Linked DNA regions of Homo sapiens: region 2 is linked to region 1. Evidence: chromatin loops called from intact Hi-C (ENCODE). Cell type or tissue: K562. All regions are shown on one strand. Links, peaks and the distances in the headings refer to the core of each region. The heading gives the core; the rest is flanking DNA.

Evidence for each region. A loop is a pair of places that touch in the nucleus more often than their neighbours do. Peaks named below come from ENCODE experiments on the same cell type or tissue, not always from the same donor. Only the 100,000 strongest peaks of a DNase experiment are listed, where the experiment ranks them.
Region 2: it touches region 1 in a loop (3.0-fold over the local background); 3 of 110 quality-filtered maps call a loop at or near these places.

Annotation. Positions count from the first base shown.
Region 1 is chr10:98,164,893-98,177,815 of GRCh38, forward strand. The region is part of intron 4 of R3HCC1L (R3H domain and coiled-coil containing 1 like); the gene reads left to right. Among named protein-coding and RNA genes, the nearest start is that of R3HCC1L, 37 kb to the left of the region's middle. RefSeq lists enhancers at 5,710-5,759, 8,375-8,876. In K562, for the core only: a CTCF peak has its summit at 5,811 (motif pointing right); a DNase peak (open chromatin) is centred at 5,819.
Region 2 is chr10:98,230,655-98,243,577 of GRCh38, forward strand. R3HCC1L (R3H domain and coiled-coil containing 1 like) reads left to right here. Exons shown (of 10, transcript NM_001351015.2): 6 at 858-1,033; 7 at 3,792-3,862; 8 at 4,771-4,866; 9 at 5,370-5,510. Among named protein-coding and RNA genes, the nearest start is that of LOXL4, 31 kb to the right of the region's middle. In K562, for the core only: no CTCF peak of the experiment used is centred there; a DNase peak (open chromatin) is centred at 6,427.

The DNA of each region.
Region 1 (12,923 bases), core at 1,524-9,523:
AAACAGCTAGAAGGTGGGGTGGAAATAGTGTATTTCACCTTTCCTTTCAAGGTGTTATTGATTCTGTCATCAAAACTGTAAAGTTGCCTGGGCATGGCAGCTCACCCCCGTAATCCCAGCACTTTGGGAGGCCCAGGTGGGCAGATCACTTGAGGCCAGGAGTTCGAGACCAGCCTGGCCAACACAGGGAAACCCTGTCTCTACTATAAATATAAAATATTAGCTGGGCATGGTGGTGTACGCCTGTAATCCCAGCTATTCTGGAGGCTGAGACAAGCTATTCCTTGCTTGAGCCAGGCAGGCGGATGTTGCAGTGAGCTGAGATTGCGCCAGTGCACTTCCAGCCTGGGCGACAGAATGAGACTCTGTCTCAAAAAATCAAATAACAAAAAACCCTGTAAGGTTCTATGTTCTATTGATGAAAGTATGGGTTGGATGGAATTAAAACTTTTGAGGAGACTAGAAATACCACATCATACCAGGAAATGAAACTATAAAGGTAAGGGTAATGGGGATAGGGCTTATCTTTTCCAGGAATTATTATAGTAGTAGTAAGGCCAGTTACCATATTTAGATCCACAATGGCTAGGCCTTTATCTCAGACAAATGTACATCTTGTTATTTATTTATTGGATTGATTTGATACGTATGCTATCCGCTGTTACTGTTTTTATAGCAAGCATTGTCAGACATCAAAGACAAGAATTTCTGGATATTATTTGGATTGTGGAGTGGAATTTAATGTGGGCAAGTTATGGTTCAGTTCTTTCTTTCAGTATGAGAATAGTTATACAAAGTAAATAGCTTTGCTACAATGAACCTTTGGCTGTAGCCAGACTAATATTGGGGACTGAATGTTTGTGTTCCCCCTAAACTCATATGTTGAAATCTGGTCCCCAATGTGATGGTGTTGGAGGTGGGGCCTTTGGGATGTAATTTAGTCATGAAGGTGGAGCCCTCATGAATGACATGGCTTCCCCTATAGGAAGAAGCCAGGGACCAGGTGCGATGGCTCATGCCTGTAATCCCAGCACTTTGGGAGGCCAAGGCGGGTGGCTCACCTGAGGTCAGGAGTTCGAAACCAGCCTGACCAACATGGTGAAACCCCATCTCTACTAAATACAAAAAATTAGCTGGCCTGGTGGCACATGCCTGTAATCCCAGCTGCTTGGGAAGCTGAGGCAGGAGAATCACTTGAACCCGGAGGTGGAGGTTGCAGTGAGCTAGGACTGTACCATTGCACTGCAGTCTGGGCAGCAAGAGTGAAAACTCTGTCTCAAAAATCAAACAAACAAACCAAGAAGAAGCCAGGGAGCTAGCTTGCTCTGTTTCTGCTGTATGAGAATACAATGGGAAATCAACCTACTGCAACCTGGAAGAGGGCCTGCTCCGGAACCAGGCCATGCTGGCACCCTGATCTTGGACTTCTAGCTATTAGAATTGTGAGAAATTTTTGTTGTTTTTAAGCCACCCAGTCTGTGGTACTTTGTTATAGCAGCATGAACTAAGACAACCAGTTTCTGTAAGTCTCCAAAATAACACTCTGACTTTTTGCGTCTTCACATGTTGAGTCTATTCTTTCCACTTGTAATATCTCCCCTCAGTTCTGTGTCTGAACTTCTAAATCTGTTTCTAAAGGCCTAGCCTCAGTTCCACCCACTTTATGACATTTTCCTCACCCATTCCAAGCCCTTAGTGATATTTTTCTCCTCTGGTTTCTATCATTTACTGCTTTTCTCTTTATTTGGTAGTTAGAGACATATATTCCCTTAAAACAACATTAAAACAATCTTTCCAATTAGGTAGAGACATCTTAAGGGGAAGCTTCATTTTTACTCTCTCGGCTTACTGCAACTTCTGCCTCCCAGGTTCAAGCGATTCTCCTGCCTCAGCCTCCCGAGTAGCTGGGACTACAGGTGCGTGCCACCATGCCTGGCTAATTTTTTGTATTTTTAGTAGAAATGGGGTTTCACCGTGTTAGCCAGGATGGTCTCGATCTCCTGACCTCCTGATCTGCCCACCTCAGCCTCCCAAAGTGCTGGGATTACAGGCGTGAGCCACCGCGCCTGACCCCTACTTTATAATTTCTACTACCCCAGCAGTGATGTCAATACAATATGTGCACTTAATAAGTATTTGATGGTAAAAAAAAAATGCCATTGCCTATTGTTAGCTTTTACCCATCTTTAACAATTATCTTTCTCTTTGTATCATAAGAATACTAGATAAGAATTCAGTTTAAATACCTGAGCCATGTTCGTTCAGGACATGATTCTTCTTGAAAGCCTTCTGTAGCCCTGTGTACAGGCATTCTGTTCCTTAAAGTAACGTTGCTTTGAAGATTTTACTGTATTGTAATTATTTGTTATTCTTGGAACTCTAATGAATAAACTTTGAAACTGCATAGAAGAGAAACTCTTAAATTTATTAACTTGTTAATGTTTTCTTTGCCTGAAACTTGCTTTTGGTTTCTCAGTTTCTCACCAGGCACATTTCACACCTGCTGGTATAGCTCCAAGGAGGGAGGTGATAGATACGGAGCTGTAGCTATTTCTCTAACAGACAGACTCTACCTCATTTATAAGTATTCATTTTTGTTGTTACTGTGATTTGGTATTTTAAAAATTAAACTGTTCTGTGCTATGCATTTTTACAAACATACATACAAAATAAATAGCTTTGCTACAATGAACCTTTGGCTGTAGCCAGACTAGCATTCTGGGCTATGCATTTTTACCCCAACATAATTTTTAGAAGATATGTGTTTTAGTCTTACAGTAGTAGTTAGATGCAGGGACTTTGAAATCCAATCCACGGACTTTGAAATCCTATCCAGCACTTGGAAACTGTGTAATCTTAAGTAACTTAAGTTTCAGATTTTTCATCTGTAAAGTTGGGATAATAATAGCTACCTCTTAGTATTGTAGTTGGGATAAAATGAGATAACATATATGACACTTAGCTGAGATTGAGTCTGGTGGCTTCTACTTTCAAAATTTACCCAGTGGTTTATTAGCTTTACTCTGTGAATCTTAAAGAGGAAAAGAAATCAAGTTTAATGCATGTCAAGGTTGAGGTAAAGCCCCCAAAGCTTTATCCATTTGAGCTCCTTTATTGTCAACTATAGGATGTCAGTTAAACCCAGAATAGACCCAGGAGAGGAACTAATTTCAAATAACTGTAGAAGCAGACCAACCTCCAGATGTGTATTGAGGGAAAGAAGTTTTAAGAGGGAGTTTTTTTCTTCTCTCCCTGCCCCCTACCGCCAGTTACATATGCAGAGTAGGAAGCAAACTTTTCTCTCTACCTTTGTATTACATATTATATTGCCATTGTTCGGTATATTAAAGCTTTTATCTGACTGCCTTTTGAGGTGGTCAATAATAGGTGCTAACATTAAACTTGGAGCAGTTAAGTCGGTGAGCTGTGTGGTTACCTTGTCAGTGGAGTGTGAAAAAGACTAAGCTGCGGACTGTTTCCCAGCCTATAAAGCGTGAAATCAGTTGGTGCTGATGCATGACGACTATAGCCAGTGTAGTATAAAATAAGCTGGGGGCATGAATTGTGTTATGTCGTGAGAAAGACCTTTTCATGCCAGTTTATTTATATATTTTGGGACCTCCAAGATCCTACTGGAATCATGTATCTTGTATCTTTTGTTGTCTTGATACTCAGTTTTTTCATGAAATGTTTCTTCCAGTTGTGCAAGCTGTATTCTTTGTCCAGCTGCAGGCAGAGAGGCAGAGGCAGTAAATATAAATGTCCAAGGCAGAGGCAGACTAATATTAAAATACTGTATTATATTCTGTTTAAGATTGCATCTGAAAATACCATCTGCAGTTGGTATTTGATGTACAGGTTTCTTCTGTTTTAGACCCAAGATTTGAACGTATACTCTACATTCTACTTTGAGCTTCTGCCAGGGTGAGAACTGTGTTACCAGTTTCACTGGTTGGTGGTCCCATGTTGAAATGTGCCTCTGGAGAAGGAAAGTAGAGAAGGGCAGCATTTTCAAATGCTTGGAGGAGTTGGTAGGAAGAAGTATAGAGATTATTCTTATGCGGAATAGAAGAGAGGGTGTTCCTCTCCTGACACCTGGTGAGGTTCTTTACCATATGGCTTTTGAGGGTGAGGCAAGGTGAATGAGGAAGTTTCAGAGACAACAGTGAATTATTGTCAGCCTTTTTAAGTCTGGAAGGTTATTGGAAATAGGCATGCCATGAAAGCATTAAAGATCTTTCATTCTTATCTTACTTGGTTTTCTCCTTTTACGGCAGCAGTCTTTGAACTCTTTTTGGTTGTTTTGCAGTTACATGGATTCTAAGCAAATTGTGAATATTTATGAAACTAATGCATCATTGTGAGACCATTCTGCTGAATATCAGGCAGTCTAGTCTAGTAGTTAAGTGCAGGGACTTTGAAATCCTAACCAACACTTAGAAGTTGTGTGATCTTTAGTTATTTAAGCTTCAGATTTCTCCTATATAAAATTGGGATAATCATAGCTATCTCTTAGTACTATAGTTGGAACCAAATGAGATAATGTATATACAATGTTTACCACAGTCCCTGTCATGTAGTAAGCACTCTGTAAATGGTAGCTGATTATTCTTCTTTCTCTTCCTCTACTACTACTAAATCACTGCTCTACCACTACTTCACTTTTGCTTGTAGGGCCTAAACTGTAATGAAACAGAAAACACAATTAGACATGGTTCATCGCGGCAGATTTTGAAAAATATGTCATTGTTCTCTTGGGCATGGCTTAATAGTTCTTTCTTAACTAAGTAGAAACTATAAAAAGACTTTTTAAAATGAAAGATAAGAATCTTTGTCTTGGTTTAAGATAGCTTTGCAAATGAGTGTACAAAACTAGTTATTCTAAAATGTATTTGCTTAATGCAAATAAATCAGCCTTTATATGAGCTTAGGGAATATGTAAAACTAACAGCTCGAAGAATTGTCATTCCTTATTACTCACCTAACACAACCTTTTTTTTTTTTTTTTTTTGGAGTGAGTGCTTTTTTTTGGGAATTGTTTGAAGTTTTTTTCTTGTGCCAAGAATAGTCACAGTAGAAGTCTTGTCCAGTGTATGAGGCACATTTTTGGGGGAATGGGATGGAAAAATCACCCTGATCATTTATCCTTAATGGTAATGAGTATTAGTGTGGATAATATATTTGGATTTGATGTGCATTATGTGATTATTTCTTCAGCACAATTAACTTCCTGATTAAACTTTGCTCAGCATATATTGTGAGCATATACTCGGTGGAAAACTGATAATACTGCTATAATGGTGGTAAAACTGCTAGTTTAGTTGATAGACAATCTGGGTTCTGGTCTTAGTTACTACCACTCTAATAGTCTTAGATAAATCCCTCAACCAGATGATTTTCAAAGGCTCTTTTCAGCTATAAGCTTTTTGTTGGTTTGTTTTGAGACTGGGTCTTGCTCTGTCACCCAGGCTGGAGTACAGTGTCACAATCATAGTTCACTGCACCCTCAAATTCATGGGCTCAAGCAGTCTCCCTCCCTCTCAGCCTTCCAAGTAGTGAGGGTTACAGGTATGTGCTACCGTTCCCAGCTAATTTTTTATCTTGTTTTAATTTTTTAGAGACAGAGTCTTGCTAAGTTGCCCAGGCTGGTCTTGAACTCCTGGCCTCAGGCAGTACTCCCACCTCGGCTTCCCAGAGTGCTGGGATTGCCTGCGTGAGCCACTGTGCCTGGCTTCAGCTATAAGATTTGAAGATAGGTATGCAGGTGGCTTAGAAACTGGGAAATGTAGTAGTGACACATTTTGGCCACCAGAGGGTGAAGTCCAGTCATTGAAGTTGTGCTCTGTATTTGACCAGAATGTGGCATTCTTGGAAATGAAGAGGACACATTGACCCTCTGTTCATTTAGGTTAAGTCATAGAGCCTCTTGCTCTCTGATTCTGCTTTCACTTATTATCTTTCTAAAACTTTCTGGGTAGGGCTGGGGCAGATACTAAAGAAAGGAGAAGAAAGGAATAGAGGTATCTAATTGTCAGCTATTCATCCAATTTTGTTCTGTAAGATAGTGAATAGCTTTCAGATGACCTATGGGCAACCTTGATGGGAAGCACAATAGTATATAGGTCACCACACTTAATTATTTGTGGCCACCTTCCTTCCCCAAAACACATAGGCATGCACACAACACTTAACCCTCATTGCCTTCACTCTCTCTGAAATTCCAAGGATGAAAACAGAATGTCTGAGAAATATAGTAGCGTGAGCACAGCCCTTATAATTGTAACCAAGGTTCCAGTCTTGCATTGCCACTTAATATCTGTGTAACCACAGACATTACAATTTTGAATTCTCAGTATCTTTATCTGAAAAACTAGGATGTTGAATTCTGACCTATACAATCCCTTTCGGTAAGTCTAATTCCAAGGCTCTGTAAAAATTCTTTAATGTTTATTTGAAGGGCAGTGCTATTCTTAATACAACACTTTAATAAAGTAGTATCTTTAAACAATAGCATGTTCTTTTTTGATAGAAACAGAGCTCTAGATGTTGTTAAGGCATAGATATTAAAGAAGTAAACTATCATGACATCAAATAGAAAGACAGTTACTGCTCCACCGTGGCATTTTTTTGGCCCCATAAACAAATACAAACTAATTCTCTGTGAATATAGGCTCAGGATAGCAGTGGTTCAATCAAGAGGGGCCAAGACTAGGAGGAGCCAGGCCAAGCTGATTTCGGGTATAGTTAATAGTGAAACATTATGAGAAGAAGTCATTTGGGGATAAGTAAGCTTAGCAAAAGAGAGCATGTAGGTTCTGGGAACCTATGTCATGAAGCTGGAGTCAGAATCCATTTCTTCCAGCCACACCAGTGGAAATAACTTTGACACAACATTCGATTATACAAGTCCAAGTTGCTGTCTGAGAGCTCAGGATGATAAGATGGAAGGAACAAGGAAAGGCACGGTAGACAAGCTGAGATGAGTGTCTAGAATGTGATAGAGCAAATGGACTCAGAAGTGTGCTTGTGAAAGCAGGCAAGGATTAGTACTTACTATTATGTTTAATATGTATGCAAGAGAGTAGAAGCCAGTCAGGCTGACTGGGTAGAAACAACATTTTAGGATTATGTTCAAAAGATAATTTTAATCTGTCCTAGTTTTAATCGCTATCCTTGGTGTTGGTAGAAAAGGTCTATTTGGTATGTCTAAGGCTCTACACATGTTTGAGGCTAGTGATTATATCACTGACAAACTCTAGGTTGTTTGATGATTCTAATAGCTTTACACTCCACGGGATATACACGTATTCACAGATCCGCTCACTACTGCTGCAGAGTTCATTTCACAGAAATGAACTGGCTAGTAAAAAATTTGGCAGGCAAACTAGCTTTTCAAGTAGCTGCTAGGAATGGAGCCCAGCTATTCCCTTTGGGCTTGAGCTGTTGGAATTCATTGGGTTAGCAGCTAGAAAGAATGAAACTGTAACATTTTTAGCGTGGTTCATGACAGCAAAGCTGAGGTGTTAGGATTTCTGTTCTAGAGGTTTACACTGCAAGTAACTTAACTTGATTGTGTGTCTTAATATTACTGGGCTTCTGACCGCTGAAATATGGCTTGGATCGATGGTGGTTTGGAGAAAGTAGAAAGAGGGCTATCCATCATCTGGAGGCTCCATAGAAGCTGGCTGATAATGCTGCTTTCACCAGGCAGCCATCTGTCCATCCATCCATCAGTAGGATGAAATGAGATTTAGCGGAACAGGCAGCCGTAACTCTGAAATACTTTCTAACCAACAATTGCAGCCCTGGCCTGAGTCTGACCACAAAGCACAGCACTGGGGTTTGGCGGGATGTGGCAGCAAGTGCAGTCTCCTTCCCGTCACTGCCAGCCTAGTATGTATTCAGTATGAGGCTGTAGCCCAAGCTTACTTCCCATACAAAATTTGACTAAACTTGGGATGACAAGTAGACAGAAATAGTCTTTCAGCTCCAGACTAAAAATTTTACAAGTTGAGCAGACCCTTTCGGTGGGGAATTTTTTTGCTTAACACTCTGGGTACTTACAGTAATTCTGTCATTGTGGTACTTAGGGATGAGGTAAAGGTAATTTACTGATTTCATTTTATATAAATTCTTGTTTTTCTTAAATCAAAATTTTTACCTAGATTGTTAGGTTGCAGAAATGGAATTTTCATTCTCTTATTTCTTTCTTCTCTCTTTGGTGGTGCTAATATGAAAGGAAAGAAAATGTAGATGGGGAAATGGGTAAAAAATTCGAAGCAAGAAAATGGATGATCCCTAAAATGGACAGTTAGGCTCTGAATAATTGGTTGTGTACCATGTCTTCCTGGTTCTTTTGCAGGAACATTGAGCCTTCTGAGAGAGCCTCTTAGTGTAGCTCTGTGCTCATGTTGCCTGTCCTGGTACCATCCCTAGCCATAGCCAGCTTCCTTGACTGCTTTCTCTCACTGATCACTTTAGACCTCAGCTCCTGCTCTTTGTTCTGAAACCTTGCTTTTCACTTCAGACTGGGGGAGGGGTAGAGGGAGCCTAATGTACCGGAGATGCTTCGGAAATGAGAGCCTTGGATGAATTCCTGGGCCTATTGATCCACCGGCAGTTTATGCATCCTGACATTCATAATCTCAGTAGGCTGCTGATGTTCCTGATTAATGGGCCCAGGGGCTGTCCATCCGTCACTTCGCATTAATTACTGAAGAGGTGTTTTTCCAGTGATTTACCTGACAGCGGGCTGTGATAAATACCCCTAAGCAGAGTGGGCAGTGATTAATCACAGGGCCACACCCCTCCCCCTACTCTTTTTTCCCCCTAACCACAGGTTAGCATTGGGACCTGACCAAATAGTGCCCCCTCCCCATAAGCTATCTATCTCCATAATTGCTTGTGGATGCATATTTATTGGGGCATGGGGCCTGGCAGATAGCATTCTAGAACTTGTGCCAAAGATGATGAAAAATAAATCTTCCCAATAGGAAGAGTATCTAACGTGTTTTTACATGGGGCAGAGAAGTGTCTGTGAGCTGCGTGTATGTTGCTTTTTAAGAAATCTGATAGGAATATTGCCCACCTGCTATGCCTGCACTCAATACTGTAATGGTTGCTTTTTGAGCTTTAAAAAGAGGAGATAGAACAACTTTTATGTTTGCTATACTTGTAGTATATTCAGGGAGAATATGTGAACAAATATGAGAAATTAGAGAACATTTCAAAGTACTAATACAATCTTGGGAGAATTGGACTAGAACTTCAGGATTCCATTTCTTACTCTGTGGCCTTAGAAAGTGAAATTTAGTTAACTATTTAAGTGTTTTAATGTTTTTCATGTGTCGGGCATTGTATTCAGCTCTGGAGATACGAAGATGAATTGGGCTGAGATCTCAGGGAACAAATTCTAGTGCCCGTTGCCTCCGTTTCTCAAAGTACAAAATAAACTTCCAGGAAGTTATTGAATTAATTTAAAATTAGTATAAGATCTAAAGTAATTTAAAATCAGTTCTTACATTAATTTTTCTGTGAATATTTATTGTATTCCCAGGGATAAAAGCAGCATATGAAAGATACTATCTGCCCTCAAGAAACTTGTAGAGTGTGAGATGGCATTCATAAATGAAACAGTTGAATAAGAATATAAAGGAGTATATAATGAGAGTGATATAACAACAATGAGATGTCTCAGTTTAAACACAACTCATTTAGGAGGGCGTTAGACATTATCAAGGAGGGCATTTCAGAAGTTGGAAGGAGCAGACAATGAGGCCATCCTGCCCAGAATGGAGACTTTGTGTCTGAGAATGATAGAAGTATTATTGAAATTGTAGATTGACACCAAATCATGGAAAATCTTAAATGCAAGGTAAGCCTAGTTTATATATTGTATGCTCTGGTGAATCTAAGGTTTTGAGTGAGAAAGTCTAGAAAAAAATGTATTTTAGAAAAAATTCTTACATATTGATGTTCGTAATGTTATTTGGAATTGCCAGATTACCTTGGCATTCTCGGAGCCCTCTTTTCCTCTGTAGTTCAAAATAAAACCGTTCAAATTAAAAATATAGTTTTCTGTATCTACCCGAGTGCAGTGCAAAGGATTGTGTAGTTCGGTTATATATGGAAGAGATGATAGAGTTGACAGTCAAAGGAGACCAAGTTTCTCATCGTTAACGCGTGCAAAGTTGAGTAAGTCAATGAAGTTTTAAGTAATGACTGCAGAATTAAATTGGGAAAGACTATGGCCTCAAGATTTAAGAAAGAAACCGTCAGTCTTACAGATAACTTCATTAAGGCTATACTGATTATTTCCTGGCTACTAGACAGGCATATTTTAAAGCCAAGAATCAGAAATTAAAGGGTCAGTGCTGTCAGCTGTATTTTAGCAGGAATTTTAAAGAGATGTCATTTTTTTCATTAAAAAACTTAAGATTATATATGGCAAACTTCACGTTTCATAGAGTACATTTTGTGAATTTTGACAAACATGCAGTTGTGTAACTCCCACACAATTAAAATGCAGAGAGAGCAGTTCCATCCATCCAAAAAATTCCCTTGTCACTTTATAGTCAGCCCCTTACCTGACCCCAAGCTTCTGGCAACCAGTGGTATGTTTTCTGTCTCTACAGTTTTGTATTTTCCAGGATGTTGTGTAACTGGAATTGTATTTCTCTAATGATAAATGATTTTGAGCATCTTTTTTGCCATCCTTATATCTTCTTTGGTGAAGTATTCTTAAATTATTTTGTTGTTTTTTTGACACTGAGTTTTGAGATTCTGGATGAAAGTTATCAGATGTGATTTGCAAATATTTTCTTGTGGTTTGTGGCTTTTTAAAATTCTCTTACATGTCTTTGAAGAGCAGAAGTTTGAATTTTGATAAAGTCGAGTTTATTGATTTAAAAATTATTTTATTTTATGGGTCATGCTTTTGATGTTGTATCTAAGAAACCTTTGCTAAACCAAAAATCACAAAGATTTTGTTCTATATTTATTTATAGAAGTGTTAAAATTGTAGGTTTACATTTAGATCTGTGATTCATTTTGTTAGTTTTTATATGTGGTGTGAGGTATGGATACAGTTTTTGTTGCAAATGAATTTCCACTTGTTTCGGCACCATTTTTTGGAAAGACTCTCTTTTTTCATAGAATTTCCTTTATACATTTCTTGAAAATCAGTTGTTCATATATGTGTGAGTCTTCTTCTGGACTCTTACTGCGTTTCATACATCTAAATGTTTACCCTTTCTCCAATGTGACACTTACCTGAGATTATTGTAGCTTTATAGTAAACTTGAAATCAGGTAGTGTGAGTTCTCCATCTTCATCCCTTTTCAAAGTTACTTTGGCGATTCCAGTTCCTATGCCTCTTCATATCCATTTTAAAATCAGCTTCTTAATTTCTGTAGAAAGTCCTTCTGGATTCTGATTTAATTCTAAAGATCATTTTGGGGAGAATTGATATCTTAAATATTGAGGCATCTCATTTATGATCTTTCTTTCGATTTTTGATGTCTTATCAATGTATTTTAGTTTTCAGCATAGATTGTACACATACTCTGTTAGATTTATGCCTAAGCATTTCATGTTTTTGAGTGCTGATGTAAATGATACTCTTCGATTTTCAGTTTTTTTCATTGATAGAATATAGAACTGCTTGTATCCTCATAACCTTGCTAAACTTACTTAGTTCTGGTAGCTTTCTTAGAGATTCTATGGGATTTCTATGCAGAAGATTATGTCATCTGCAGATAAAGACAGTATTACTTCTTTCTTCCAATTTGGATGTCTTTTATATTTTTTTCTGCCTTGCTGCACTGGCTAAAACCTCCATTTTAATGTCAAATAGAAGTGACAAGTGTGGTCATCTTTACTTTATTTTTGCATCTTACGGGGAGAGCATTTGGTTCTTCATCAAGTATAATATAAACTATAGGTTTTTATTGCTCTGCTTTTTTTTTGTAGATAACATTTATCAGGATGAGGAAGTTCTCCTATTCCTAGTTTACTGGATGGATGTTGAATTTTGTCAGATATTTTATGTACATCTATTGAGATAATCATGTATTTTATTTTTGTTAGTCTTTTGTTATGGCGAATTACATTTTGCCTGAACATTTTTTAAAATTAATTTATTAATTAATTTATTATACTTTAAGTTCTAGGGTACATGTGCACAATGTGTAGGTTTGTTACATATGTATACATGTGCTATGTTGGTTTGCTGCACCCATTAACTCATCATTTACATTAGGTATTTCTCCTAATGCTATCCCTCCCCCATCACCCCACCCCACAACAGGCCCCAGTGTGTGATGTTCCCCTTCCTGTGTCCAAGTGTTTTCATTGTTCAATTCCCACCTATGAGTGAGAACATAAGGTGTTTGGTTTTCTGTCCTTGGAATAGTTTGCTCAGAATGATGGTTTCCAGCTTTATCCACGTCCCTACAAAGGACATGAACTCATCCTTTCTTTTGGCTGCGTGGTATTCCATGGTGTATATGTGCCACATTTTCTTAATCCAGTCTATCATTGATGGACATTCGGGTTGGTTCCAAGTCTTTGCTATTGTGAATAGTGCCTCAATAAACATATGTATGCATGTGTCTTTATAGTAGCATGATTTATAATCCTTTGGGTATATTCCCAGGAATGGGATGGCTGGGTCAAATGGTATTTCTAGTTCTAGATCCTTGAGGAGTCGCCACACTGTCTTCCACAATGGTAGAACTAGTTTACGCTCCCACTAACAGTGTAGAAGTGTTCCTATTTCTCCACATCCTCTTCAGCACCTGTTGTTTCCTGACTTTTTAACGATCGCCATTCTAATTGGTGTGAGATGGTATCTCATTGTGGTTTTGATTTGCATTTTTCTGATCACCAGTGATGATGAGCATTTTTTCATGTGTCTATTGGCT
Region 2 (12,923 bases), core at 1,962-9,961, 66 kb after region 1:
TTAATTGTGATGTTAGGGTGTCAATTTTAGATCTTTCCTGCTTTCTCTTATGGGCATTTAGTGCTATAAATTTCCCTCTACGCAAACAGTGTCTAGGTTTTATAACAGGTGAATGACAGAATGACTGTCATGGCTTTGCTGCCGCTTTCCACTTTCCCGTTTTGTTTCTTTTGCTTCCAGTGTGAAGTTCAGCTTTTTTTATAGGACGGTAGAATTTTAATTTGTTACCTCTTTTATTAATTCCTTCACTAGCCTGCTATATGCACATTCCTTAAGGTAGGTCTCATGCTAAGGACATTAAGTATAACTACTTGTACCACTTAATTTGTCTTAACAAATGCCTTTGTAAGCTGTCTCCTCACCCTTTAATACATTCAACAAAAAGTGAAGTAAAAAAGTTTTTTTGAATTTTATTTAAAAACTTTTTTTCATTTTTGTTCACTTCCAGAAAAGAAACTATGAGCCTGGTCAGTAAGCTCAATTAAAACAAATATTATTAATTAATCTCTTCAGCTATTATCTAAGCTTCATTTTCCAAGATGTGCCATTTATAACTCACAACAGTATTCAGTCTGTGTTTTCTCGTGTGCTGGTTAGAGATGCAAGTTGAGTTTCATGCATTGCCTGTCTGCTGGAATTTCAACACTTTTTCAACAGTTCCATATGTATAGTATAAACTGGGCGATAAGCACCTGATCATTATTGTATCTGTGAGTAGAATTAATACAGAGACTATGCCAAAGGTTGAGGAATGGGAACATGTAGAGAAAGGGAGGAGGATTGTTTATATATAGGAATATATTTTACAATAACCAGGTTTAATGTAACCGGCACTTAACGTGCTTCTTCCTTTCTAGTTATCAGGGAATACCAAGAGCAGAGAGAGCATCCAGGAACCTAGATCTGATTACTACAATCATGAAGTTCCTGATATTGACCTCAGTGATTGTGAATTCCCACATGTCATTGAAATTTATGACTTTCCCCAAGAATTTCATACTGAAGACCTTCTACGGGTTTTCTGCAGTTATCAGTGAGTATGCAAATGATTGTGGATGTTAGGGAGGGTGAGATGAAGTCTTTAAAAAATGTTTTCTGAGAAATCATCTCTTGTTTTTTATATCCCGTTTTTCATATTTTAGCATCAGGCTGGTTTATTGTCTTTTCCAGGTCCAGTAGAAATTTTCTATATTAAACTACTGTTCTAAGTTCCTTAAAAATGTCAGGTAGCCTTTCTAGCCCCCATTTTAGCATTTAAGAAGACTGTCATCAGTGATGACTTCATGGTGCATTTAGTCCATTAATACATATTGTAATTGTTGATATATTTGGATGTATTGTCAGATTGCCTGCCATCTTTATGTGTTTATTTGTCCTATCTTTTTCTTTCTTGCCTTCTTTTGGGGTCACTGCAGCCTCGACTTCCTGGGCTCAAGCAATCCTCCCAGCTTAGCCTCCCAAGTAGCTGGGACCACAGGTGTGTGTCACCATGCCTGGCTAATTTTTGTATTTTTTTGTAGAGACAGGGTTTCACCATGTTGCCCAGGTTAGTCTCAAACTCCTGCACTTAAGCCATCCGCCTACTTCAGCCTCCCAAAGTGCTGGGATTACAAGTGTGAGTTACCACGCCTGGCCTCAACTAAGTTTTTATAGACAAAATAACTCTTCTTTTTTACGCTCTGCTCCTGTTTCATTGGTTTAATTTTATTTAATTCCATGGTGAAAATATCAACTCACACTGATATATGTGGGTTTGAGAACACTTGCACTAACCCTTGGTATGTGTATAGCTGATACTTATATAGGAGAAGTTAAAAGAGTTAGAAGTAGATACCTTTGTATATTTAGCTTATAAGAAAAAAATAAGCTTCAGGAATAAAGAGATGATAATCCAGAAAGAAAGTTATTAAGAAGATTTTCAGGGTCTGGAAGAAAGTCAGTATCAAGAAGAATTATACTTTAATGTTTCAGTCCTGATATTTAAAATGAACCAGGTCTGTAGTGTGATATAACAAATTTAAATTTAAAATTCACCTTGAATGTGTAAGATTCTATATAAGTCAGGGTATAGCCCTTAACTTTTTCTTAAAGGATAAGTAAATATTTTAGACAACTCTGCCATTGTTAAACAGAAGCAAGCAAAAACAATACATAAATGAGCATGGCTGTAAACTAAAACTTTATTTATAAAAAGAAGTGTTCTGTTTTCATATGAAGTTCTAGAACAGGCAAAACTAGCAGCCATGTACTTGTTTAATCAGTTAAACTTAATTCGGTGGGGAGCATCAGTTCTATAACTAACAGAAAGAAAGGGTGAATGGATCCTGGATGACAGTTAATCTCTGCCATAAACTTTAAATGTATAGTGTGTAGGTCAGTCTTACTTACTAGAATTAGGTTAAAATCTAGTATCAGAACCTGTTCAACATAAAATTCATAATAGATTTTTTAAAAGCAGTCAGAGGGATCAAATCCTGTTAGAACTACCTTAGACTGTCATAAATAATGATGATTCTTAAAACTAAGGATCATTTTGTTGATGTCTAGAATTTCTTGAAGATCAATTAACTCTTACAAACTATTTACTTCCCTTTGCTTTGTTTCTTGATAATCTCACCTGCAGGACCATGTTTCTATCAAATTCAAAAACATTCCCCAAAGAGAAAAATTTTAAAGGATTATGAAATTTTGAAGTATAAAAGGCCCTCTAGAACCCATCTGTGATTTATAAAAATGAAAATATTAATATTGATGAACATTGCTATTAATAATAAAAGTAATGAACACCATTAATTTATTAGATGCCCATGAAGTGCTCAACACCATCTTCTTTGCCTTGTCATGGATGATCTCATTTCCATTTTCACAACAACTCTGTGGGGAACATACTTTCTTCATTTTTACAGAGGAGCCGACCTAGCTTCAAGAGAGGTTAAACTTGCCCAGGGTCTCAAGGTGGCAGAACCCTGAGTCCATGAGCATTTTTAAGCTCTTAGCTGAAAAATATAACTGTTATGTCATCATCCTGACATTCCTTGTGCTCACTAGGTAGTTGTTCTCCAAAATAAAAGTGTTTTTCTAGTACTTAAATGTTCATTCTTTTGATGCTTTCTAATCTGGTCTGATATTTCTCTTATCATGATTCCTTTCATCCTTAATTTTTCTGACTTTGCCACATAATTCTTTCTAATTTTTTCTTATTTTTTTAACCTCCCTTCTGCAACAAGTGAAGAATAGATCAGCCTCTCTGATTATAGTTGCCCCCTTTTTTCCCCGTTACTTGACTTTTTTAAAAAAATTGAATAACATCTTCAGTATAATCTCCCCTACCCCATTCTCTTCTCTTTCTGTCTCTGTCCTCAAGGACAGAGTTTACATTTGCATTAAATCCAGGTGACCTTCCCTGCCTACCTACTCCTCTTATATTCTACCCCTCCTCTGCTTCCTCTTTCCATTTCTTCTCATTCCCTGCCCATAAGAACATCTCTTGTAAATAGTGCATTAAATACTTTACATCCCCAAGGGACTTGTGAGGATTAATTAGTTGATGTCTATAAAATGGCTGAGAACGTAAAATACTCCTGGGTACTTGTTTATGATGGTATTATTGCTTTTAAAATTCAATGGCTTCTTCTGTCCTCCAAACTGTTTTCTGTGTCATTATCCCCATTCCACCTGTGCACTCGTTGAGTGTTTCTATCTTGTGAAATGCTTTATGAGATTCTATTTGTGAGATGTTTCATAAAAGTAAATTTTATTTTAGGAAATAAAATTGTTTTTTTGTGTTGCAGAAAGAAAGGATTTGATATTAAATGGGTGGATGATACACATGCCCTAGGAGTATTCTCCAGTCCAATTACAGGTATTCACCCAGTGGCTTTCAATCTTCCTTTCTTATTGTTCATTTTCTCATGCTACTTTTTCTATTTCCCTTCTATTTGAGCAAGTTGGCATCTTATTCAGCCAGTGTAGGTAATAGGGCAGTTAGTGGTTTTTTTGAGGTAAGGTACTTTGGTACCCATTCTCACCTTTCACCTTAGTCCAGTGGTATTTGGAGAGATAGAGTCAACACCTTCCAAGGTTATTTGTACACATAACTGTCTGTCATGATAGTACGTAAACAGATTAAGGTAGAGATTGAAGAATCCAATGGGGCTCTTAAAATATTGGTGATTTTTTTTTTCCATCCTAGACAAGTGAATTTAATTAGCCCTTTAACCTGTCTAGTGAGAAATTATAATACATACCCTCTGAATATATGATTGGGCCTTCTTACATATACCATTGGCCTCATGATAGATCTGATGCAGAGGCATTCAAAGAAAATAGAGATATTGAAACGTTAGTTCCTATCTGAACCACCTAGAATATGGATCTGCAAAATTATTCTATAAAGGACCAAACAGTAAATACAATATTTTAGGCTTTGTGGAGCATCAGGTCTCTGTCACTACTTAACTCTGCTGTTGGAGCAAGAAAGCAGCCATAGACAATATACAAACCAAATGGGCATGGCTCTGCTTCAGTAAAATAATAAAATTACTTTGTAAATAAATATAAAAACAGGTGGTTGGCTGGATTTGGTCATGGAGCCATAGTTTGCTGATACCTGATCTAAAATAATTACTGCCACGTTGATCTTTAGATCTGTCTCTTTTGCTTGCTTTGAAAAAAAAGCATAACATCTAGGAAATACTAAGAGCTATCCCTAGTTTTTCCTTTGCATCACTCTACTTCATGTCTTCTGCTTCCTTTTATTCCTCTTTGCAGCTCGTGATGCGTTGGGTATTAAACACACCATGGTGAAGATTCGTCCCTTGTCACAGGCCACAAGAGCAGCCAAGGCCAAAGCTAGAGCTTATGCTGGTGAGTCTATAATCTCTGGGTTTTTTTCTTGCTGATGGTGGTATTATTGTTCTTTCCAGAAGTTTTATAGCATCCAGACATCTAAAGACATATCACTTTTATTTTTAGTGTTAAAAGAAATATGTTTTTAAGAAAAAATAAATAAAAGGGAAATGACCATGTTGGAAATATGGCATCTGAGCAGCCACTTGGAGTGTGTGAGAACTAACTGCAGGCAATGCAGCAATCAGTTTCTGATGACATCCCTACCTAGTTTACCTCTGTGTTTAGCTGCCTGATAGAGTCACTGTAAGATACTTTGTTAATGCAGATAATGAAGCCAGGGTTGTTTGTGCTTTGCCATGTTAATTTCCTCTGATCATCATCTATCAGACTTGTATTAATTACTGCTGATGCAGCCCTTGTTAGTCTATTTTGTATGTTAATTACTGAGTTAAATCACTTGAAGCTAGAGTGCTCTCTCTTCTTGACTCCTTCCTACTCCCTTCCTTTCTTCGATTCAGAGTTCCTCCAGCCAGCAAAGGAGCGTCCTGAGACTTCAGCAGCCCTAGCCAGAAGGTTAGTCATCAGTGCCCTTGGGGTTCGAAGTAAGCAGAGCAAAACCGAACGAGAAGCAGAGCTCAAGAAACTGCAAGAAGCCAGAGGTGAGCTGAAAGGGTGGTGTTCTTCTCTAGGCCCTTCAGAACTCACTGTAAGGCATGTGTTTAAAAAAAAATGAATGAAGCCCATTCCATTTTTGTCGTTTCTGTTTCCTAGAAGCCTCCTAAGTGTATAGAAATTTTCATGCCTTACGTCCAGGAGAAGATGTTTCAGGATTGTCTGCCTGTTTCACGCACCAAGACATTCTAATCCACGCTCCTACTGTTGTTTTCCAAGAGATAGGTTTGGTCTTCTCAGCTCATCCATGGCTTTTCCTACAGTTTTTCTATGAGAAAAATTTTCCTGTGAAAACAGATAGTGTCCTAGGGAGAAAACATTTGCTATGGTTTTACTGGGCCACGATTGCCATGATATTGCCCTAATGTTATCAAATGGTTTAGATCTGAGGTAGAAGACAAATTTAGGAAAAGCCAGCAACTGACGTTGATGATAACAACTGTAGGAGGTATTTTTGTCTTTTTAAGACAGTCCTGAGTGGCTCCATTAGAGTACATCTAGATTTACCTGTCTTCTGATTATTTTCCAGTATCCAAGAGTTCTCAGAAAAATATTTCCCCTGATCCACAAGCAGAGTTTTTCTTTCTTATAGTTTGGAGCTGAAGTTAAAATCTCTCTCTCCTCTACAGGCTGTTGAATTGTATGTAAAGGCTTGGGACTCTGGTGTGGCACTTAAGTACTTTTTATCAACCTTCAGGCTTTAGACAGTCTCATTGCCTTAGCCCACAATTCCTGGAATCTGTGAAGGCAATTTATTCTGAAAATTCCACTTACCGAAAAGTAACTTCATTTTTCCATTAAACGAATTGAAGTTTCAAACTCCTTGTTTATTGCTGGTCTAACAAGGCCATTAATACGTCCTGTCCTCTCTGCTTTAGTGATAGCAGGCAGCTTGCGGACTCCCAGCTGCACTGGCCAGATAACCAGTGACAGAGTGTGTCATGGCAGGTGCTAGAGTTTCAGAGTTGAACCCAACTAATTTTTGAAACTTTAATGATTATAATGAGGCAGTTTCCATGTTTTCCAATCATTGTTTACTCAAAGGCCTCCTACAGACTATAGAAACATAACCGGATTCCTTGGGTTTTTATAGATGGCAATAACAGAACTAGATTAAAGATGAATGTACAGTGTCCTTAACCCTTTGTTAATTGGTTGTCTCTGAAGAAAATGATTTCTGTGTGATAACAGTGATATCTATAAAAGGGGATATGACTCCCTTTGCCATGTTATCATGCTTCTCTGTGGGTGTATATCACCTGTATCTCTACAGATCCTGCAGCAGTGGTTTTGCGTGGATATCATCTTGAGTATTCCCTTTTCTTTCTCTAGGTGCATCAGCATGCAGCTCCACTTGAAGTATTTGTTTTAAATGTCTGGCTATGCAAAGGACATTTCAGTGATGCAATTAAAAATGATTCTGTTGACTAAGCGGGTACTCTATTGCTTTTCTAAAGAAGGCCTTTATTTGTGAATAGAGACCCACTGTGATAAGTTTCTCCTACCTATTGGTGCTGAGGCTGTATGGATTATGAGGACTCTTTATTATGCTCCAGCGTGCTACCATTCTTTATATCTGAGGAAATGCATCTGGAAGATTTCCTGATGTATTTCTTTCTGGCATCTTTCTGTGTTGGGCAGATACTTATATGCTTGCCTGCATGGAGCCCAGGCTTTAAATATTTTTTTTCAGTGGAAACTTTACTGTTTTAGGTATTAGACTCTGGAATCTCACTTCCTGGGTCCACATCTTAGGTCTGCCATTTACTGTCTGTGTGACCTTGAGAGGGTAGGTAAGTAACTTACTTACTTTCTGGAGGCCTGTTTTCTCATCCTTAAACAGAGCTCAAGCAAGTTAATCCATGAAGGATACTTAGTCATCTTCAAAAAACCATAGGTACTCTCTTGCTCCTGTTTCTATAGGCCTATAATGAGTTATATGGTAAGTGTTAGCTGCTGTTGTTTTTGTTAGTAATAATAGAAATATCATTATATGGTGAATCCAGCACAGATTTCAGTGCATATTTTTGTCATTACTCTTTTTATTTTAAAATTCCTGTAATCATCTGTTAGCTCCATTTGGCATTCACTGAGCACCTGCCCTGTGCAGAGCACTGTGTTCCCTGTTTAGGAGAATTAGAAAGATGGCAAGATTTTGTTCCTCTCCTTAAGCCTTACAGTCTAGTGAAGATAATCTGCCTTGAGTAGGGAAGAAAATATGTTCCTCTTTTAGGTATTTTAAGCAGTTGTTTTTCCTCTCACTTCAGTTCTGAAGATTTTAAGATTAAAAACCATAAATGGTTTTTGTTGATTAAAAGGACAGGAAGGAAACTCCATCATAACTTACAGGTTATGATGATATTGCATTATGATAACTCTGTGACCAGTGATACCATCTTGAGTTTAGAGCTGACCCAGAGAAGTTAAACTGGCCTAAGGTCACCCAGCTGGTAAACTGAAAGAGAAGGCATCTGAATCTAGGTACCGCTGATTAAAACCCATGCTTCTTCTGTAATACTGTAATCCCCCTTAAAGGACTTTTGCAGTTATTGACATTTTCTCCCAGAAAAAAAAACTTACATAAAACATTTTTTAAAGTCTCCAGGAACAAAATATGACAAGCTTCTTTGTTATCTGTACCAATGGTTAGCAGCTTTTCACTGTCAGAAAAATCTTCCTTAGGTCTAACTTAAATCTGCATGATAGTTTAAACCAGTGTCCTCTTGTTTTTTCCTTAGTAGAAATAGAGAATATCTGCATACTATTTTGTTCTAACAACTTTAACGCTAAAGATTAGGGGCAGATTGTTTAGAAATGAGGAAATCTGGGCTCTAATAGAGCTTTTGCCATTAACTAGCTGCGTGGCCATGGGCAAGTCAGTTATACTTCTCTGTGCCCCCTGGTTTCCAGCAAAGCGAAAGTACTCCTCAGCCTACCTAATCATGGAGAATTTTTTGAGCACAGAATAAGTTAACATATGTAAAAATGTTTGGAAAAGTGCTTTACAAATTCAGGATATGATTATTGATATGACTGTTAAGAATTTAATGTTCATTATAATATGAGCTTGTAATGACAAATACGTATTATATACTGCTACTCTCCATCCATTACAAGTGGCAGATATTGTTAAATCAGTCATGACATTCTTTCTTGGTGAGTTTTGACATGACCATTGCCAATTTATCAGAATTAGCATGGGAATTGAAATCTATATATCATCCTGTTATAATATGGTATAATAATCTCCCAGCCTTTCTTTCTCCCGCTTGAAGACTTCTGCTGTCTAGCAACAGTGCCTGGTACATAAAAAGATACTCAGTACATGTTCATTGACCAAATACATGGATGACATTGGTTACTCTAATTTTTCTTTGTAAATCTTGACTCTACTCTGAATGCTAAGTCCTCCATGTTTTTCTTTATAAAACCCAGAATGTGAAACCTTCCTAATTAAGAATTTTGAATTTGTGATTTTGAGTTTTAAGTACTTTTCTGCTATATTTTTCACTCTACTTTGATTATTTATTTATTTATTGAGACAGGGTCTCACTTTGTCACCCAGGCTGGAGTGCAGTGGCACGATCACAGCTCTCTGCAGCCTCAACGTCCCAGGCATAAGGAATCCTTCCACCTCAGCCTCCTGAGTAGCTGGGACTACAGGCATGTGCCACCATGCTGGCTAATTTTTTCCTTTTAGTAGTGATGGGGTCTCTCTGTGTTGCCTAGGCTAGTCTCAAACTCTTGGACTCAAGTGATCTCCTGCCTTGGCCTCCTAAAGTGCTGGAGTTACAGACCTGAGCCACTGTGCCCAGCCTAAAACCACATTTTAAAGACCAAACTCAGGGCCAGGCATGGTGGCTCACTCCTGTAATCCCAGCATTTTGGGATGCCAAAGTGGGCGGATCATCTGAGGTCAGGTGTTTGAGTCCAGCCTGGCCAACATGGTGAAACCCTGTCTCTACTAAAAATAGAAAAATTAGCCGGGCATGGTGGCGCGCACCTGTAGTCCCAGCTACTCAGCAGGCTGAGGCAGGAGAATCGCTTGAACCTGAGAGGCGGAGGTTGCGGTGAGCCGAGATTGCACCACCATACTCCAGCCTGGGCAACTGAGCAAGACTCCATCTCAAAAAAATAAAAAACAAAATAAAGACCAAACTCAGGAATGTATATAAAATTTTCCCATGTTCCACTCATCCAGATATTTGATTCCCACCTAAAACTGGACTTAGATATCGTTACCTCTCAGAATAAGCTATCTTCTCATTTTCAAAGCCTGCTACAATTTTATTTTAATTTATTTTCATTTTATTCTTGAAGGTAGGTGATTAATTGGCTGGTTCTGAAAGGCCATCTTTTGGGTCACAAGCCTGAAAGGCAAAGTAAGTAAACAGTAGCCCGCTCACCTAGTTTGATTAATTAAATCACAAAGAACTTCAAACCATCTCTATAAGATAGTAATAAATTTAATCACAGTTCATACCTTCTGAAAACCTTCTTTAGACTTTCCATTATTCTGCCTTAAAGGGCAGTGTGGCATTGCTGATTCATAATCTAGGTCTTAGGGTATTTTCTTGGCGTTTTTTCTCCCCTGATGTCTGAAGTTCATTTCTAACCACATTTTTTTTTTTTTTTCATTTTAATGTGACTTTTTTTCTGTGATGTAGCGTTTACTCATTTTTTGGTGTCAATTGCTGTTTAATAAACCTAATACCTTTGCCTAGATCAGAGATGAAAATGTTAACTAGGACTAACTAACTGACCAGGTCACCAGCTGTTGCTAAAATAAATAGTACATGGTTCCTTGTGTTAACACTTAATACATTGATAATTATTCTACTCTCTAGAGTTAAATGCCCCCTTATGGGATTCAGACTGTATTTTTCCATATATTATGATCATATAAATATTTAGTAAACTTAAAATCTAAAACTTTGCTAAAATTAAGAGGTTATTTAGATTACTTCTCCTTGATCTACTATGTCCGTCACTCTAAAAGAAGGGAATAAGATTCGTTTGACCAGACGCGTTCTTCACAAAGCATGTTGTCTATTGTTCTGTATGTGACTACAGTAGATTTTGTGATTATTTTTCATAGATCTAGAATAAATTTTGAAAGTCTTTAATTTACATCCTCTCTCTGCTTTTTTTAAAACATGACACCAAACTGGCCCTTTTACAATCTTCAACGCTTTACATTCTCTTATGTAAAGTCTTGACTGCACCGTGATTGCAGGCAACTCATTTAATATAGTCATTTCTGTTGATTGATTTATTATATTGGAGAATGAAAGTTTTCAGGGCCAGCCAATGTGAATGTTTTAGGTCAATCATTTTGTGCTGAATTTTCTATTTTTTCTTAATTCCTTGCCCTTGTGTCTACTGTTGGGCTTTCTCTTTATTCTTTTAATTGTTGGAGGTCAAGTTAGTAGGAGCTTTGTTTCATGCAGTTTATCAGCTATTATCTGCTTTCCTTTCTCTTTAATAAAGGGACATGTTTCTTTGTCTTTCTGTTTATACAATTTTTTTCATATTTTTTTCCCTTGTAGATATTTTCAGATGTCAGGATAGTAGAAAGTGTGCTGGTGAAGAATTAAGGATCTGGGTCCCAGATTCAGTTCTTTCACTGGCTGTGTAACCTTAGGCAAGTCATTTCAGCTCTCTGAGCTTCTGTTTCCTCATCTTTAAAATAAAGAAATTATTATTTCCTATCCTGACCTACATTTCTCTATTCTATTCATGTTCTTGTATTTCTAAATTTACACCTCACATTTTCACTATTTCTTTGTGCTTCTCAATTTGTCTTCCTACTCTTACTAGTTTTTTCATATGGCTTACCATTAGAATCTATTTACTTTTATTAGAAAGTGTTAGGAAATGTTTCAGGCCGGGCACAGTGGCTCACGCCTGTCATCCCAGCACTTTGGGAGGCCGAGGTGGGCAGATTACCTGAGCTCAGGAGTTCAAGACCATTCTGGCTAGCATGGCGAAACTCTGTCTCTACTACATATACAAAAAAATTAGCCAGGCATGGTGGCATGTGCCTGTTACTCAAGAGCTACTCAGGAGACTGAGGCATGAGAATTGCTTGAACCTGGGAGGCGGAGGTTGCAGTAAGCCAAGATCACACCACTGCACTCCACCCTGGGTGACAGAGCGAGACTCCATCTCCAAAAAAAAAGGTTCAGAATTCTGAACTTTCCAGATTTTAGAAAGGTAATATGGTATCTGTCTTATAACGCCAAAATCAGACACATTAATATTTCTGCAGCAGAGTGTGTGACTGTTCACACTAAATGGGATATGTAAAGACTATAAATAGCTTCGTATCCTTTCAAGTTAGATTTGCCTCCATCGATTAATTTTGGCCCCAAGCTTTAAAGAAAGCAATAACTTTGTTTTCAGAATTGTTTTGATTTTGGAATTGTGTGTTATGGGCCTGTTATATTTTTCTACTGCTCTCGAATCTCTTCTCATATTACTCTTAAAGATTTAAGTTTCACACCTTATTGAAAAATTGGAGTTCTAATAATTTACTTTTCTGGTTTCTTCATTTTTCCTTGGGATGTAGAACCAGATTTTGATTGCTTTCATCCATTGCCTTTAGATCTCCTCCTAACTTCTCCATGTTTGTAAGAATCAAGACCATGCTGCCTTCCTAAGAAATTCTGGAATCCATTAGACAAACCAGTTATCCTTTGTGCTGTCTCCTAGAGAACCCCAGTGCAGTTCAAGGCCTGCCTCAGTTCCAGGGCATTCTCTACCAGCCTTCATTTTGCAATTTGCAGACCACTGTTTTTTGCCTCTTGTAACTTTGCTGCTATATTCAGATAATGCCACAAGATGGTGCCCAAATAGCAGTGAATTTCTTTTTCTCACATTTCCAAGTGCCAGTCAGCTTCATAACTAACTTCTTTGCCCTTAAAGTACAGTCAAATACAGTATAGGAATGTTGTAAGGGATTCTGCTGATGAGGAAAGATATATCAGAATAGCAAGTGTTTATTCTGAATTCATCTCGATTTCTGTAATCTCCCTGGTTCATGACTTGCTAAACCTTATACAGGCATTATCAATTTGGAACAGTAAGAAGGAAGCATTTAGGCTTACCATCTATGATGTAGGCTTATCCCCATTTTATGGTGTCAAGATAAATGACTAGCCATGCAATTGGAACTGGTATTGTGGCACCTAAAGGAGCGCTTGGGTCACCAGACTGTTGTATGGTCCATATTTTCTCAGACCTTGGTGAAAGTGTTATGGAGAACCAAGCTTCTATATTAAAAATTGAAGATGAATTATCCAGATTTGTATATTTTTTGTTTTTAGAAATAGTTTTAGTTTTCCATATTGTAATTGTATATTCCAGAAGATTTCTGGCTCCTGGAAGTGCTCTGAAAA